Regions from separate parts of the Homo sapiens genome. Here region 1 is linked to region 2. The links are chromatin loops, found by intact Hi-C in ENCODE. Cell type or tissue: heart right ventricle. All regions are shown on one strand. Links, peaks and the distances in the headings refer to the core of each region. The heading gives the core; the rest is flanking DNA.

Evidence for each region. Peaks named below come from ENCODE experiments on the same cell type or tissue, not always from the same donor. Only the 100,000 strongest peaks of a DNase experiment are listed, where the experiment ranks them.
Region 1: a loop joins it to region 2, with 3 times the contacts of the local background. A loop is called at or near these places in 34 of 110 quality-filtered maps.

The regions. Positions count from the first base shown.
Region 1 is chr6:13,635,942-13,638,756 of GRCh38, forward strand. RANBP9 (RAN binding protein 9) reads right to left here. Exons shown (of 14, transcript NM_005493.3): 10 at 1,867-2,014. Among named protein-coding and RNA genes, the nearest start is that of NOL7, 22 kb to the left of the region's middle. In heart right ventricle, for the core only: no CTCF peak of the experiment used is centred there; no DNase peak of the experiment used is centred there; H3K27ac peaks cover 740 bases.
Region 2 is chr6:13,706,167-13,708,981 of GRCh38, forward strand. The region is part of intron 1 of RANBP9 (RAN binding protein 9); the gene reads right to left. Among named protein-coding and RNA genes, the nearest start is that of RANBP9, 4.3 kb to the right of the region's middle. In heart right ventricle, for the core only: no CTCF peak of the experiment used is centred there; no DNase peak of the experiment used is centred there; H3K4me3 peaks cover 115 bases; H3K27ac peaks cover 610 bases.

The sequences.
Region 1 (2,815 bases), core at 163-2,662, 70 kb before region 2:
AGCAAACAACCTATAAAAAGCTAATTAAGTTATTATATTACAGAGTAATTATGATCAGTACTATGATGGAAGTTAATCACAAAACATGACATATTTGATGGGATGTAAATCAAGGAAAACATCCTGGAAGAACTGACATCTGAACTTGAATTTTCTCAGCCTGGACAGAAGTTATACTGGAGGTGAGGGAGGGTAGGAAGAAGAGCATTTCAGATGGTGGGCGGTATCAGGGAAAAAGCACAAGTTTGCAAGTCAAATCCTGAAACGCAGCCTCAGCTCTGCAACTTACTAGCTACTAATAATTGACCTTAAGAAAAAAAAGTCATTTACTTTTCTGATATCCCGCTCTACATCTGTAAAATGGTTTAAATAGTTAATACCATCTTTGCCTACTTCACAGTTAGGAAAGCCATTACCAACTACAAAATAACTTATAGCTTAAGGCAGTTCAAAGTTGACTTTCTTTCCCTTTTATACTGCAGACAAAGGAGGATGTTGTGTCATCAGACCCTTCCGTTAAGCTTGCTTCCCTGAACTCAGGTAATAATAGATCTGTTTAGCAACTTCCTGCTGTAGGGATAGTATTCAAGAGAAAAACTCACAAACTGACTGCAATCTTACCCTCAAACATTGGCAAGAGCCTTGATCAATGATAAAGTACCAATGCATTTAGTATAAAGCATGATGAAGTACTTAACTTTTTACATTTCCATCTATTTTTAAACTATAATATTTTGATTTTATATTTTCCAATATATCACCTCTGCTGTGAAAGACGATTTTTCTGCTCTTCTCATACACTTTTGTGGTTCTCCATTACAACTTATATCAATCACACACACTATTACTTCAGTAAATTTTTGTCACGTGTGACAGACAACCCAGAAATTGAGATTAATCTCCCAATTTTCAAATACAGATTTTTTTTTACATACAATCCTTTCTGCAAAATCATATTTCCATTAAGATTCCATGCTAAAAGTTAGGCTCTCTCTCCTTTAATAAGAAAATGTGGCACTGATGACCATTTCCTGAAAATGCAATGTAACCAACTGGTTTGTTATAGACCAAACCAATATTAAATTGACCCAGTCCTGGATGATTTGGGCAGGGTGAATTCACAATAATTTGCTACTGCACAGTAGTATTTAATTCAAATAATGTCACTTCATGAACTTTTAGGTTTCATAAATATTAAACCTGAGTATATCAAGGGTCATAGTACACTGACTGAGATATCATCTTTCAAACCTCTTCAAAGTGAGACACCCTACCTAGCAGAATGTTTGGTGCCCAACAAATCCTCAAAACCATCCTCACACCAATGTTTACTAAATGACTTAACCATCTGCTATATGCAAGCTACTTAAAGGCAGGCTTTCAAAAAAGATTATTTGTAAAGTTAGTTTTGAACTTGGAAAACATTCTACACATTTACACCAAAAAAAACTCACACACAGAGAAAAAATCAGTTGTAAATTTATCTTATGTCACCGTTCAAGGTTAAATATGCTACTGTGTCTTAACCACTGTGAAAACATAACAAATGGCATTTATGTGATCATTTGTATAGCTCTGTGGCTGGCAGGAAGACAATGCATGAAGCCCTGAATTTGTCCTTATAACTTTACTAGAGGGAAGAAGGTAGTAGAGAAGAGGAAGAAACTAAGGAAAGAGCTCATGTGCATAATAGGAGACTAAAAAGCTTTGGGGAACTGACTCCCTACGCTTTTATTCTCTGGGGGCTTAAGAACTCCCAGAGCCCCTCTGTGGGTCACATAATTCAAGTTCTTTCAAAATTATTACAACGATTACACCTATAACTAGGTTGCTTATATTAGTGCAAAAGTCAGTGAAATTACTTACCTGGTGAAGTTATTAACTTGCTGTGATCTTGACATATTTATACTGTTTAGTTCTGGTACATTCAAGTTGGATGACTGGTGTTTATTACTATGGCAATATGATTGATGTGCTTTATTTGATATTACACCATTACTACAACTTTCAAAACCTGAAGAAAAAGATACCACGTAGAAACAGAAACAAACACTAATTTATTAATACGGTTGTAAACAAGTCTCCATGTTGATTTTGTACTAAGACTTCTAGAACGTAGGAGAGTCAATGGATGATGTAAACAGGTAACTTCTTTGAAAGGATACTAAGAATACTTAATTGTGAGATCTTAATTATTACCTCATCTAACATTTATTGAAGGCTTAATTACACATCTCATTTAATCCTCAAAATCCCCCTAAAATGGCAATATTATGATCATCCCCATTTTACATATGAATACACTGAGGCTCAGAATTTATCCAAGCCTGAAGTGACTGTATGATATTCAAGAGGAGTAGTGGCTAAGAACAGACATGGGAATCACACTTGTTGTACAGAGTGGTGATGTAAATAAACTGAGAGGAAGTAATGCAGAAAAGAGAATAAATTGAAATAAGAAAAAGCAATGGTGTTACTTCATGAAAGGAAAGGAGACACTATCTGACTTGTTTAAGAATGTTAAATGTACAAAGATAACATCTTGGGAAATGCAGAATTAAAGAGATGGGCAAACAGAAGACTGAGAAGCATCAGAAATAAATCTGTGGCTGGGCACGGTAGCTCACACCTGTAAGCCCAGCACTTTGGGAGGCTGAGGCAGGAGCAGTGCTTGAGGCCAGGAGTTTGAGACCAGCATCAGAAACATTGCGAGACTCCAACTCTTTAAAAAGAAACAAAAACAAAACCAAAAAAACCTGTAGAAGTGATGTCACAAAAGCCAAGAAAGGAGAGAATTTTAATTAAGAGAAAGCCC
Region 2 (2,815 bases), core at 32-2,531:
ACCCTATCTCTACTAAAAATACAAAAAATTAGCCGGGCGTCGCGGCGGGCACCTGTAGTCCCAGCTACTTGGAAGGCTGAGGCAGGAAAATGGCGTGAACGCGGGAGGCGGAGCTTGCAGTGAGCCGAGATGGCGCCACTGCACTCCAGCCTGGGCAACAGAGCAAGACTCGGTCTCAAAAAACAACAAAAAAGTTCAACCTATTTGGTTATTGTTCATAACATTTCAATTAAAAAGTGAAATTCTGGCTGGGCACTGTGGCTCACGCCTGTAATCCCAGCACTTTGGGAGGGCGAGGCGGGCAGATCACGAGGTCAAGAGATCGAGACCATCCTGGCCAACATGTTGAAACCTCCCCTCTACTAAAAATACAAAAATTAGCCAGGCGTGGTGGCGCATGCCTGTATTCTCAGCTATTCAGGAGGCTGAGGCAGAAGAATTGCTTGAACCCGGGAGGCGGAGGTTGCAGTGAGCCAAGATGGCGCCACTGTACTCCAGCCTGACAACAGCAGAGCGAGACTCCATCTTAAAAAAAAAAAAAAAGGACAATTCAGGCCAGGCGCAGTGGCTCATGCCTGTAATCCCGGCATTTTGGGAGGCCGAGGCGGGCAGATCATCTGAGGTCAGGAGTTCAAGACCAGCCTGGCCAACATGGTGAAACCCCGTCTCTACTAGAAATACAAGAATTAGCCGGACGTGGTGCTAAGCGCCTGTAATCCCAGCTACTCAGCTACTCAGGAGGCTGAGGCAGAAGAACTGCATGAACCCAGGAGAGGCTGCAATGAGTAGAGATTGTACCACCGCACTCCAGCCTGGACGATAGAGCAAGACTCTGTCTCAAAAAAAAAAAAAAAAAATGCAATTCACTATTTATTTACTTATTTTTTTTTTAAGATAGGGTCTCACTCTGTCACCCAGGCCATCATAGCTCACTGAAGCCTCAACCTCCTGGGCTCAACCAATCCTCCTCCCTCAGCCTCCTAAGTGGCTGGGATTTCAAGTGTGTGCCACTTAGCCCGGTTAATTTTTAGGGGTAGAGACGGGGTCCCACTATGTTGCCCAGGCTGGTCTAGAACTCTTGGGCTCAAGCGATCCTTCTACTTTGGCCTCCCAAAGTGCTGGGATTACAGGCGTAAGCCACCACACCCACTGAAATTGACTATTTCATTGCTTCCTATAATTCCCAACTTTGACTTACCTTGGATTTCTTCTAAACTGTTCTAAATTAGTAAAATCAAGGTGTCTGGACTTTTCTGAAGCACTGTGTTCCAGTTACCTTTTTCCCCCAGAGTAAGTATTTTCAATCTCAACTATTCTTTAAAAGTTCTAAATGTGATCACAGGATTTTATCTACTTGAGATAATTAAGTCTCATATGAACTTAAAGAGGCAATACTATGGGATTGTGAAAAGAACACTAAATCTGGAGTTAGTGAAAATTTTCAATCCTGATTTACTCATGACTGGGAAGATCTAACCTCCAGGTTCTACCACTCTCTAAAATTTAAAATGAAAATTCCAGGATCTTGTCCAGATCCACTAGTGTGTGTATATATAAAGCACTCTATAAAATATCCAAATAGTGGTAATAACTAGAAAAATATAAAAATGCAATCTGTTGTTGAAACATTTAAACTAAGTCCATTGTCATATTTATTAAAATTATTTTCCCGTTATCATTATAACTAAGTCTAAACTTGTCACATTTGTACTTATTCAATACTGACAACAATTTCAAAAATAAGAGGGGCTATCCCTGGGTTTTTCAATAGTTGTTGTGTGACTGCTAAGCAAAAGGCCTTTAAAAAAATTTCACATATACTATACATACCCTGTTGTTCCTCTGCAATCCAATCAACCTTATCTGCATGTCTAGTATTATCTAACATTAATCTCTTCAAATCATTTCAGGAACAATACTGCTTCCAAAAGCAGTAATTTCAATTTAGAAGAACATCTTAAAAACAGAATACAGGCTGGACACAGTGGCTCAGGCTTGTAATTCCAGTACTTTGGGATGCCAAGGTGGGAGGATCACTGGAGCCCAAACATTCAACACTAGCCTAGGCAACACAGTAAGACCCCATCTCCACAAAAAAAAAAATTACAACTTAGCCCAGCATAGTGACAGGAGCCTGTGGTCCCAGCTACTTGGGAGATGGAGGCAGGGGGATCCCTTGAGCCTAGGAGGTCTAGACTGCAGTGAGCCATGATCGCACCACTGCACTCCATCAAGGCAACAAAGTTGAAATCCTATCACACACACATACACAAAAACACCAGAACAACAACAAAAAACCAGAATACCTTTGGAGCAAAAGAAAGCAAAATACTTCTATTTCAAAGATAAGGAAAATTCTCGTCACTCTGGAAAATAATTAAAATCATTCTTTTGAAATTCTGTAATACGTGAATATATGAATAGTAGTTTTTACTGTTAAAAGTGTCTCATGATACTTAGGTAAAACCAATGCAGCACAATGATAGGTTAAATAAAAATTCACTCTTCTTATTCTGTGATTTTAAAGTATTATCTACTCTCTATGATACTTCTCCTTTGCTACTGCTACTGCTACTGGGACACAGTTGCCCACCACAATCGGCGTGGTCCTCTCACAAAACACGCAGAAAATCAACAGTAACAACGGAAAACTCACACACACACACACACACACACACACAGTCTACAGTAACAAGACAAGAGGAAGAGGCAGTAGAAAGGGAAAAAGACTTTCTGACAAGGGGTAAGAGAGAGACAAAGGAAAGATAGAAGAGAGGAAAAATAAAAGGATAACAACAAAATCTGTTCTTCCAGA